Linked DNA regions of Mus musculus: region 1 is linked to region 2. The links are chromatin loops, found by intact Hi-C in ENCODE. Cell type or tissue: heart. All regions are shown on one strand. Each heading gives the region's core, and the rest is flanking DNA. Links, peaks and the distances in the headings are about the cores only.

The links. A loop is a pair of places that touch in the nucleus more often than their neighbours do. Peaks named below come from ENCODE experiments on the same cell type or tissue, not always from the same donor. Only the 100,000 strongest peaks of a DNase experiment are listed, where the experiment ranks them.
Region 1: it touches region 2 in a loop (2.7-fold over the local background); 6 of 42 quality-filtered maps call a loop at or near these places.

Annotation. Positions count from the first base shown.
Region 1 is chr8:77,417,310-77,423,583 of GRCm38, forward strand. Arhgap10 (Rho GTPase activating protein 10) reads right to left here. Exons shown (of 23, transcript NM_030113.2): 6 at 3,328-3,438; 7 at 2,763-2,867. Among named protein-coding and RNA genes, the nearest start is that of 0610038B21Rik, 97 kb to the right of the region's middle. In heart, for the core only: a CTCF peak has its summit at 2,630 (motif pointing right); a DNase peak (open chromatin) is centred at 2,572; H3K27ac peaks cover 215 bases.
Region 2 is chr8:77,615,894-77,622,167 of GRCm38, forward strand. Gm39200 (a long non-coding RNA gene) reads left to right here. Exons shown (of 3, transcript XR_878939.2): 2 at 3,905-3,983; 3 at 5,162-5,774. Among named protein-coding and RNA genes, the nearest start is that of 1700092C02Rik, 5.1 kb to the right of the region's middle. In heart, for the core only: a CTCF peak has its summit at 2,255 (motif pointing left); a DNase peak (open chromatin) is centred at 2,268.

The DNA.
Region 1 (6,274 bases), core at 806-4,805, 200 kb before region 2:
ACAGAAAAATGGGTAAAAAGCAAATCCCTTAAGGAAAGCCCAGCCATTTTTACAATATAAAAGGCATAGCCAGATGGGGCTGGAAATAGCTTGCTTTCATTTTTAAATAAGATTACCTCTCTTTCTGAGCATAAGAGTCATTTTAAATTTAATTATTTTACTGTAATAAAATTCTAAACAGCTGACAAAATTAACTATAATGTCATAAAGATATCTAACCTTAAAATTCAGTTTTATCATTTCAGTGTGGTTGGTATTAAAAAATAAAATATAACCAGGGTTTTCTTTCAGAAATGTGTGGCTTTATACAGTCAGTATCTGCCCTTATTTAAAAAAAATTAAAAACCACAAGAGAATAAGATGAAAAAAAAAAGAGAGAGAGAGAATAAGATGAATAGCCGAAAAAAAGAAGTAATGACGGTCCTTTCGAGGGAGAGCCTATGGCGCGTGGCTGAAGTGGAGAAGGTGGCTGAAAGCAGAGACAAGGCAGGAGCGTGGGGCTCACACTCGTGCTCTACAGCAGCAGCCAGGGGGAGGCACGTGCAACACACACATGCAAGCGTGCACACGTGAGGGCACACGCACACACACACCCATGGTCCTGAAAATGAGGGCAAAAGAACAACTTCCAAATGAGTGACACCCAAGAAGCCTCAGAGAGCAGAATAAAACTGAGGGATATTTATAAGGTAGCTAGAATAGAGAGAGGATTTGGGGCAATTCCTGATGAATACATATCTCTGAATTCCAAAATATATAGGAAAAAATGTTTCCTCTCCAGAAAGTCCTTGCCCACTCTACTCACAATAAAGGACGGGTGTTGCTGTCAGCCGTGCAAGCTCTCAGCTCACCACGTATTACCAAGGCATAATAAGTAAATATATCTCCCCTCTGCGGGTTTTGCTCACCAGCATCTCATGCCTCGCTCGACATGGCTCAGTCCCTGGAGTCCCTCTTTGCCACAGGTACATTATAAAAGGAAGGAATGTGAGGACGGCTGACCAGAGCCCCAGGAGATGCTGGGTTCCTGTGTCATTCCAGAGCCTGGGCTAAATCGAGATGGCTTCCCTGGCAGGAGGCTGTACTGTCACACAGGGCCTGTGACACAGGGTCTCAGGACAGGCTTAATGTCCTATGATATAACAGGAGGGAAGGCCTGAGAGAGCATCGCATGTGGCTCAGGCTGCTCTCAAAATCACTACATAGCCTTGAACTCCTGATCCTCCTGCCTCCACCTCCCACTGGGATGACAAGCAAGAAACACCACACTGAGTATCAATACCCACCATCTTGAAAGTCTTCATTGTTTTTAATGTGGGGTTCTGTTCTCATTTTACACGAGTCCCATAATACATACATCAGGCCTAACTGGGGTTCTCATCTGGTCAGCCCTGAAGTTGACAAATAAAGTCTAGAACAGCGGTTCTCAGCCTATAGGCCACCACTCCAGGGGTCAAAGGGCCCTTTCACAGGGTTGCCTAAGACCATCAGAAAACACAGATATTTGCATTAGGACTCATAACAGTAGCACAATTACAGTTATGAAGTAGCAAAGGAAATAATTTTATGTTTCAGGTCACTACAATGTGAGGAACTGCACTAGCAAAGTAGAGAACCCCTGGTCTAAGAAAAAAAAAAAAGGTTAATTCTATAATTATATACCAGTTGGGAATGGGGATCAGTCTATAATCTTCTCAACTAGTCTCTCTTCACAAGTTGTTTTATAGCCTACAAGTTACTCTGAAAAATAATTCATTTCATTAAACTTTCTAGTGGGCTGAAGAAATGTCTGCCATGCAAATATAGAGCTGTGAGTTTGAATTCCCTAGCACCTACATAAAGATCTATCCCCATGTCTGTAACACTGTAGGGGCAGAGATCACAGGATGGTGGGACGGGTGAGACTGGAGCTCTCTAACCAACCAGCCCACACAATTGGTGAGCCTCCCATTCAATGAGAGACTGTGTCTCAGAAGATCAGGCAACTGAGAGAGGCAACTGAGAGAGACAGAAGTGAGCAGCCTCTGGCCTGCACATAAACCACACGTACAGAAAAAGTAAGTCCCCTACCATCGGAACAATGTTGAAGTGGACTGGAACACATGAGGCGTGTCTCTGGTTGTTAGTGTCGCACTCACAGGCCAACTGAGCCCCTGAGAGTCCTTTTCTCCTCCCCTGAGATTATGGCACAGTTCGCCAATTGGCTTTGCATGGGTCCTGGGATTCGAACTCAGGGTCACACGGCAAACACTTTACCCACTGAGCCATCTCAGCCTAAAGCAATCATAGCAATCATAGTAGGAATCTCCAAACGTCATTTTTCATCATCAGGTTGAACAAAGGACAGCAAGGAAAACTGGCAGCTGTGGACACAGATACATCAGAGAGCATGCCCAAAATGTAGGGACGGAGAAATTCCATAAGCCAGTCTGGGGAATGAAAAACCATGACTGACGGTCAGTCAGGAACGCCAGGTGGAAGGCCAGGATAGCGGGTTGTTACACAACAACTCAGAGCTAACATAACCAAGTTTACCCCAAGAATTTGCCCCAGAGAGCCAAGGAAGGGCCTCCAAAGGGCAGAATTCCTGGAGCCTCATCAGCTTCAGAGCCATGTGTTACACCAAAGTTGACCACTAGATGGCAACACATCCCCACTTTCTCAGTATACCAGCCTGGTCTTAATAAGATTTTGAGACCAGAGTAGAAAAAGAGCTGCACCCCAAACATCTTTTAAATACCAGAAGGCTTTCCTTTCCTTACATTCTGAATGTTGATTTGTAGTTCCATCTTGTAGTGATTGAAGTCTTTGGAAAGCTCGTGGCCTTGATGATAGAAAGTGAACATTCCCTGAAAGAAGGACAGCATCTATGACAAAGGAGAGGAGCGTTAGTTAGTGCATGCAAGGAAGGAAGCAAGCAACGCCTGCATCAAAACCACCATCCAGAGCACTGCCATCCGGAGCACCCAACCACCTCCCTGTCTGTCACGTCCTGAAATGAAAGTAGTTCCAAAGAAGTCACTAGAAATTAAATAACTGTAAATAGGTGGTCTGTACAGAAAATTATGAACAAGTTGTGAGTTCAAATTCCCTAGCACCCACATAAAGGTCTATCGCCATGCCTGTAACAGAGTGGGGACAGGGGTCACGGTATGGCGGGGGGGCTGTGCCCCTCACTGGGGTGAGGAGGAAGCTGTGCCAACAGGGCCTCCCAACGGTTTAGATGTTTCTCTAGACTTTCCCTAGCTGTGTCCACCCTTGACAACCTGTGAGGTCTCCCTTAGTGTTTTCACAAGGATCCACAGCAACGAGTGTCCTGCTACTCACAGGCTCCACAAACTCGAACTTCTTTCTTTCTTGGATTTCCTGGAGCTTGCACACATATTCAAGCGAGAGCTCGTAGAAATGCTGCCGGTTCTGCTCCACTTGGAGGTCGGCCTGTGTTAAAACAAGCACTGTGAGTTGACCCCACGGCAGGGAGCTATCAAGCTGGAGGTCAATGGCCTGGTGCTGGCCGTGGTGCGGGGCTTTTATAAACTTGTGTTAGAACTCATGTCTTACTCATTGTTACTCTCCTGCCACAGCAGGACAGAGCCACTGCTACAAGGACATACAGAAAAGTCTTCCCAAACTCTAGAGAAGAGCTTGATGACCCTCAAAGACTGAAGATTAAGGAAAACACTTCTTCCTGGAACAGTCAAAAGCCCCGTCGACACCACCTGCACACACACACACACACACGCGCACGCATCCACACACAGGCGCACACACACTACACACGATGAAATATAACAAAAGGGGACAAATCATATTGGGTAACATGAACAGCTATAACGCCAGCACTTGGGAAGCTACGGCAGGAGGACATGTCCAGGGCTAGACTGGACTACACAGCAAGATCGTGGCTTTAAAAAAAAAAAAGGAAGCAGATCCCGGTATGGCACACATGGATGGACTCTTAGGCTCTCAGATGAAAGGCAATGCACATCAGACATAAAAAGAGAAACTCCTACACATGAGGGAGCTACGACAGACCAGCAGAATGACAGAAGGACGGACGGTAGGGCTGGGAGCCCAGGGGAAGTCACGGCTTCCCAGTCAGGGCTTCTGCTTGGCTAGGCACAAAGGTCTGGAGACTGGTGGGGAACGGCTACACAGCCAGGTAAAGCAGTTAGCCAATGCCTGCGCAATATTCGAATGGCTAAAATAAACTGGAAGAAGATAAATATTTTCCAACACATTTTCAGAAGTTTATAAAAACAAGTGTAGTATTTGTCTGGTACTTTTAATTGAAAGTCTTTGAGTAACATAAAGTTTAAATGTCAAGTGAGCAAAATAAGAGCTTCTACCTAAAAGCCATGACGTTTTGTGTCTCATTATTCACCTACCAACAGTATAACCCAAAGCCAAAACCCTTAATCCCGCTGAGCAGTTAAACTGTGGAGTTGAAAGCAGTGGTTGGCTCACGTGACGCTCATGAGGCATCACTGCCTGCAGAGCGGAGAGTCATGCCCTCACGTGTCCTCGGTATGACTTGCCCTCACTCTGCTGAGCACCTTGCATCTGAACGTTCTGAGCAGCCAGAGCGGCTGGGCCCTCCACTGTATGATTCCCTCTCCAGATTCCCGAGCTCACAGTGAGCTCGCCACAATATTCCAAGTGTACATAGGAGCACAGAACGATTCGAGTCTACAATGCACTAACTTTTCCCGCCATGTTACGATTTGGACATGGCCTACATATGCCCTGTAAAGCCTGGCCTCTGACACGTCATTCTTGGGGGTGATGGAATCTTCAAGAAACGAGGCCTGCTCCGGGGTCATGGAGGCACTACTGTTGGAGGGATTAAGATCTCATGGAAGTGGACGAATTCCCACGAGACTACATTGTGTTAAGAAGCCTGGTACCTCCCCTGAATCTCTTACATAAACACTGTCACATGAAGCACATGACCACAGTGAGGACCCCATCAAAGCCAAGCAGACGCCAATGTCATACTCTCAGCTCTCCAGAACTATGAGCTAAATAAATCTGTTTTGTTTATAAACTCTCCATCCATAGGAGTTTTATAACAATACAAAATGAGCTTGCACACACAGTAAGCAAAAGCTGAATGAATGAATGAATGAATAAACAACTGTGTATTATAATCCAATTGTAATTCTATACATGCAGAAGACAGGAGATCAATCTCATGCAATATTACTAAAATATTATTTCTTTAGTGATATTTAAACTGAAATAGTATCCTTTGTCTCCTGGGGGAAAACAAGCATTAAAAACCAAGAAGGATGTAATCTTCTCCCAGAGCCAGTATGTGTTGTAGTACAGAGGCTGTCTAGAACTCAGGAACGTGGGTGGTGGGTGGAGGTGAAGGTCCTTGTGTCTGAGACCCACAAGGCGGGAGCAGCAGCTTCGAGGAGAGATACAAAAATGACCAACACCAGGCATGCTGCAACAGCCCTACTCTCCTCGTATCAACACCAGGCACGCTGCTGCAACAGCCCTACTCTCCTCGTATCAACACCAGGCACGCTGCTGCAACAGCCCTACTCTCCTCGTATCAACAAGAGGGCAGAATGGCTTACAAGTCTCTGCGCTCTTTAGGGTCTACATGATGAACAAGAGAGCTGTTTTCAAGTGGGCATCTGTACGACTGTGAAGAGTAGAGAGAGCAAAACAGAAATGAAACTGGAAGTGCCGTCTTCAGCGCCTCTTCAAGCTCAGGACTTGCAGTTTACTCATCTCTGAGACTGATGACACTGCCAAAGCCATACCTCACTGTGCACACATCCTGTTTGTGGTTCTCGCTCTGACAGCACTATTCTAGGCAGAATGGATAGAGGACTCTGAACTGTAGCCTTCAGAGGGCATACGGTCACTGAAGGGAGCCATGCAACACTACCTAGGAAGCGTAAGAACAATAAGCCAGAAGAGGAGGCCGTGTGGACAGAGAGCTGGAAGGAGCTCTGATCTGTTATGCATTGTAATGCTAAATACTGGCCCTGGCTGCCCCAGGGACGAGGAGACCCTTATGGCATCCAGGTGCTGCTAGGAAACCTTGCTCCTTTAGCTGCTGGGCAGGAGAGGTGGGTTCCGGGGGTTGGGGGTCTGAGGAGAGGACCACAGGGGAGAGAAGATACTGTGGGATAAGGGATCATGAGAACTGACCAATCAGAGTAAGAGCTGCCCAGCCAGCCATGGCAAATCATATCGCAGGGTTACTGGCAGGGACGTAGTCATAATAAACAGCATAGATTCTGGGTAGTATCTG
Region 2 (6,274 bases), core at 704-4,703:
TATTATTATGGTGGGGAGCAAGGCGGCATGCAGACAGGCGTGGCATTGGAGAGGGAGCTGAGAACTCTACATCTGCATGGCAGGCAGCAGGAAGAGAACTGCTTTGAGTTTCTGAGACCTCAAAACCCACCCCTAGTGACACACAAGGCCTTCTCCAACAAGGCCACACATCCCAGTAGCGTCACTCCCTGTGAGCCTATGGGGCCATTTTTCTTTAAACCACCGCAGGTGCTGTGTCCCAAAATATCCTGTTCTTTCCTCAAGAGATTGCACTTTGACGCGTCCTTTGCAGAAGGGATTGTGCTGTGTGGTTCAGACTACGGAATCTGAGGTGAATGGCAGGTGTTAACTTTCAGCCTAACATGTTTCATTGCTGGTGTAATGGGTTTGAATCTGAACCCTCAGCTTTGGTTGTTTGTTCCCTAGCTGGTAGTGCTATTTGTTGGGGACCTGTGGAGACCCCTGGTAAAGGCAGGCCATAGAGGAAGACCTTTGAAGGTTAGACCTGCTGCTGGTTCCTGCCCTGCCCTGTGGTGCTCCCCACCACACACTTCTGATGCCGTGAACTAAGTTGTTCTGTGCCTTTTGTGCCCTGATTGTTGGAAACCCTCAGAAACCATGAACCAAAATAAGTCTGTCTTCCCTGCAGTGAGTTCTGTCAGGCTTTCCAGTCACAGCAGGGTGAAAATGGCTGAAAGCTCTCAGCACCTCCCCCCTCACTCTGGCAAGCCATGCTGACTAAAGTGGTGCCTCTGCGCCCAGAGTGGTCAAGAACTGACTTTTCCTTCACATGGTATTGAGGAAAGAATTCATTTTATTTCTGCTGTGTGTGGGTGTGTTGTCTGCATGAATGTACATGCATGGCGTGTGTGCCTGCTGCTCATGGAGGACAGACAGGGACATCAGAGTCCCTGGAACTAGAGTTATGAGTGGTTGTGAGCTGCTGTGTGGTTACCAGGAGCTAAACCCAGGTTCTCTGGAAAAGCAGCCAGCACTCTGCTCTTTTCTGCCATTTCCTCAGCCCTACAGGAAAGAATTTAGAGACTTGGAAGAGAGGGGCACAGGTGTGGACTTTCCCCAAATGGTGCCAGGGAAAAGCATTAGTAAAGTCAATGCCCCTGTGTCCACACTGCTTCAGTGGCCATTTCCTGTCATTGCAGCTACTACTGAAGAGGGAAAACACAGAAACAAGTAGCAACATTTCCTGGCCCAAAGTATCCAGAGGGGCAGTGGATACAGATGTAAAAGTTAGCCTGATACAAAAGGACCCAACTTCAGGATGGAAAGTGAGCAAGGAATACCAATTGTTGGCTGAAGATTGAAGGGTGTGAGGTTTGGCCTTATGTGCAAGCTGGAGTGGTTTGAGTGATGAATGTCTCCCAAAAGCTTGAGTGTCGAAAGGCTTGGTCTCTAGGATGGTGGGAAGTGGACATAGGTTCTTAGGTCTGGGCCCCTTCCTCTGTCTTTTGCTTCTTGGCCATGAGATCAACTGTTTTCTGTGCACTGTGCATCCTGCTGTAGTTGACCAGTGCCCAAGGTTCTAAAATTTATGGGTCTACACAATCAGCCTTATAATATGTGAGCTAAAATATTAAACTTGAAAACCAGAGTGAATTGCATCTCTGTCTGTCTCTCTGTCTCTGTCTCTCTGTCTCTCTCTGTTTCTCTCTGTCTCTCTCTCTCTCCCCCCCCCTCTCTCACACACAAACACATCAGTTGGAGGATAGAGGACCAACTTGAGCCAATGTGGCAAAGTTGATTGCTTGCTCTCCCCTCCTCAAGACAGCAATAAACCAGAATCATCTTTAAAAAAGTGAGGCCATATAACCTTAAAGGAGATTTGAGAAATATTATCAAAGGTACAGTCACCTCAGGCTTGTCAAGGAAACATTATCAGGATAAAGAGAAATAGTCACACTTAGTGTTATTGTCAAATAATTGTTTTTGAATGAACACTAATTGCCACATAATCCTAAACATGATTTCTGACTAATGTATTCAGAATTCCAGCAAAAAAACACACATGCTAAATTAAATCAGGTGAAGAGTTCAGTGTCAGTACTGTTTACAAAGGATGTTAGCAAGGATCACAGAAGCCATTTGGGACAGGTCTGTAACGCATTGCTAGGATATGGTGTTGGGCTGTGTGTAAGGTCATCTGAACAGAGCTTTGACTGTTCATGGACACACCCCCAGGGGAGTGGAAACAGTTTGTCTTCCCCTCCTTTCCAACCATTCTTGCCCTCTACTGGTGAGATCCAGTAGAAGCCAAAGCCAGCTTCACTGGGCTTGGAGCATGGCCAAGAAGGGGAGGCTGGGCTCAGCTTGTTAAATAGAAGGAATCAACCCTGCCCAGGAAAGCCAAGAGTTATAAACAATCCTCAATCAAAAATATTCCAACTCCCCACTGCTTCCGTTGCTGGCCAACTTCTTTAAAATGATTATTCTGAAAATGAATGAACTAGAAATCAGGTGTTTGGGACAGACCTCTGTCCACCCTTATACCACACTGTATTATATGTTTTTATTGCACACATGGATAAACATTGATTTGCATTTTACTTGCTAGTGTCTTCTGAAGTTGGTTGAGGCACCGCAGTCCCCATTCCCAATTTACCCAGAGAGAATACCATCTGTTCTGATGTTTGAGTATGCCCTCATTTGTGCCTGGCACAGACTCGCCAATTATTTCAGCCATCTTCATGACTGGTTCTCATCAGCTTGGCTTTATTGAACTGAATGGCCATCGACACTGAGGCCTTCCATCGATAGGCTCAGCTTTGCATAGTTGGTCACCTTGCATAGAAATGTCTGCCTCAAAAATGAGTTAAAAGTCACTGGAAGGGAGCTGCTGACCCATTCAAATTCATTACATCAGAATTTCAGCTGTACTGTCACTGCACTTTAAAAAAGTGTGATACAGTATGACAGATGTCGTGAAGTCAGGGCTGTGTGCCTCTGGAAAGCACACATGAGTGACAATGTATAGATCTGAAGTTTACAGTAACCCTGAGCAGACCGCATTGGCTATGAGGCAAGGGTGCATCTGTGCCACACGTATTTCTATGGAAGAGGTGAATCAAGGCAGAGTGCGAGCAAATTTTGATCTTGATAATATGTCATAGACTTCTGTGCAAGAATGTGTAATGCCCAAAAAAGTTTGGTGGCCTAGTTTCTTTCCAATAATAGTTCATCTCTAGTTTCCTAATTGTGAGCTGTTATATTATTTCATATTGCATTATTTATATATTGTCTTTATTCAGGATTTGGGGAATTTCTATATATTGCATTGTTTACATATTGTCTTTATTCACGATTTAGAGAATTTCGACTTTAGGAAGAGGTTGTAATTTTTGTATTCAGATTGTCTTAAGGTTTGGAAACTTAATGGTTTTGTGCTTGTGTGTGTTGTGTGTGTGTGCATGTGTGGGTGTGTGTGGCCACCTGTGCACATAGGATTATGGTTCTCACTCTCTTATCCAGGATTTAAACCTCTCCTTTATTCTTCAAGTATTGAACATGATTCTCAGTGTCAAGTGAACAAATGATTAAAAGAATAGTTATTAGATAAAATCCTCTTCTTTACCTTCTGACTCCTTCATGACACTTTTGTGACTCAAAATTTTAGTGATTAGAGCAAGCTAGCATAATGGTTGTTTATATTTTACATCTATAATCTACCCAATGAATCAGCTTTTAACAGACTGGAGCTGTGTCAGGCAAACCCAATTCAATTCATTATGCTTGGCATGGTGATTTATATGAGCATGCTCAGTATGTGTGTCTTGTGGATAATTACCTTCTAAAAACAAAACTATTTTTAATCCTCTCTCTCTCTCCCTCCCTGTCGCCCCTTACCCCCTCCCTCCCTCCCTCCCTATCTCCCCCCCCCACTCTCTGTCAGGTACACGCATATCACAGCACACATGTGGAGGTCAGAAGACAATGTCTGCTGCCAATCACTGCCTTCCACTTTGTTTGAGGTAGTGTCTCTTGTTTTCTTTTTCTTTTCTAAAGAAAACATCAAATTTAATTTATAGAAAAACAACCTGGGAGTATCTGCAAGAACAATGGGAAAAACAACTTCTGCAGAGAGCAAGGTCATCACAGTGGCTGGAGGAAGGGAGCATGTCATTTAGGGAGAGCTTGCAAGGCACTTGCAAATGCACTTCTTTGAGGGTGTAGGGATCAGAGTGTGCGTGAGCATCGCTGCGAGCATCCTGCACCGAGATCATCTCTGTGAGCATCTTGCACATGTCAAGAGACAGAGACTCCACTTTCCTACACAGGACCCATCTCCTGTCTCAGCCAATTCTCCATGGAAGGGTGACTCCATCTTCATCTCCAACACCATCTCCCCTGTCAAAGCATGGGGATGCTCCATTTTGTGGCTTTATCTATCTCTTCATATGGCCTTCATCAGTCTCTGTCATTGTCACAGCTTCACCCGCATCTCCCGGGATCATATTTAAATGGTGATAATAGGCACGCAGCCTGCCCCAGAGCTCTCAGTCGGTTTCTCACCTTCACATAAATTCGCTCATCCAAGCTGAGCCTGGTGAGATCCGGGGACTCCTCTATGGTTATTGGTAGTATGTTGCTCATTTCCACCATCCACCATGTTTCAATCTCTTTTTATATGATATATGCAACAGGCTTGATGCTCTGGGACCTTCTGGGGCATCTCCTATTTCTGTCTCATGTCTTGGTGTAGTACTGGTATCAAAAGTGCATACTACTGTGTCTGGGTTCCTGGGGTTGAAACTCAGGTCTTCAGTTTGAGCATCACATAGTTTACCCACTAGGCCATCTCCTCAGCCCCAAAATGTCTTTGAAATTATGAAATATAGTGTTCTTGGGAAGCTCACTAACTGGCAAACAGAACCAATAGAGTATATTGGAAACCTCAGGTGACAGGCCAAGATTAGTAATTGATAGGTCTAGGGCTTTAGGGGAGATATGTCTTTGACTCTATTTTCTTCTCTGTAAAATGGGAGCAGGTAAAGCAGCAATCTTGAAAGGCTGAGATAAGCGTTCAGTGCCGGCTTTAGGACAGTTGTTATATTCTAAGTACTGATAACTCAATGATCTTGCTCACATAGTGGGGTCTTTGCTCTCCACCCTACTGTCTTCTAAAACTGCTCCCCTCTTTCTCATCCAGATGGAACCACAGGAGTAAACGTGGGCAACCCAAAAGCCTGCTCACCGAGTCCTCTTCTCAGGATTTCCTGGACCAGGCACCAAGAGACAGAGCTAGGAGTCTCTCTCTATGCACTGTAGCTGAAGGAGCCACTGAGGTAGAGACTGGGAGTCGCCAGCAGTGTCCTCTGCAGTGAGACAGGGAGTTTCTAGGGAGATGAGTAAGGGAGCAGAAAGCAGGGGAGACGAGGCACCCATGAGACCTGGGTCGTCTTTGAGTTCTCATTTCTTGTCCTCAATTCCATGACAACCCCAGGATGCTTACAAGGAATTCCTTTGTTATAAGCTGAGTACTGCATTCTGTTCTGGATGCTTGGGCTGTGAATTATGTTCTATGCATGGTTCTGGGTTATAGTAAGAATGAGATTTATAAAGACAGAGGGAGACTAAGACAGCCATTCTCAGGTCACCATGGTCAGAAGGATGGGTGAGCCTCTATTTGTTCCGGACTTCGAGGCCAGCCTGGTCTACAGAGGGAGTTCCAGGGTAGCTAGGGCTTACACAGAGAAATCCTGTCTAGAAAACAAACAAGTAAACAGAAGAGAGAAAGAAAAAAAGAAAGAAAGAAAGAAAGAAAGAAAGAAAAAAAAATAGAGAGAAAGAGAAGAGGAAGAGAGGAAGAGGAGGAGGAAAACAGAACAAAATGGGGAAAATGAGTGGAGGACCTGCACTCTTTTGTGTGTGTTTCCTGACTGCAATGTGACCAGATAAATAAGCTACCTAGTCCCCTCTACAAGCTCACAGCTCCTCAGCGGTGAGATCAAAGGGAATGAGAGTTGAAAAGCCGTCCCAACCGTGAAAAGGACCATGACCATAGAGAGGAATCAAAGCAAAGCAAACATCAAACCAACCAACCCAGGTGAGTGAGACAGGACAGTTAGCAAAGCACACGGAGTAGGCAGAGATCTGGAGGAGAGATTTGAAAACACAAGGCCAGGCACGTCTTTAATCCCAGCACTCGGGAGGCAGAGGTAGGCAGATTTCTGAGTTCCAGGCCAGCCTGGTCTACAGAGTGAGTTCCAGGACAGCCAGGGCTACACAGAGAAACTCTTGTCTCGAAAAACATACAAACAAA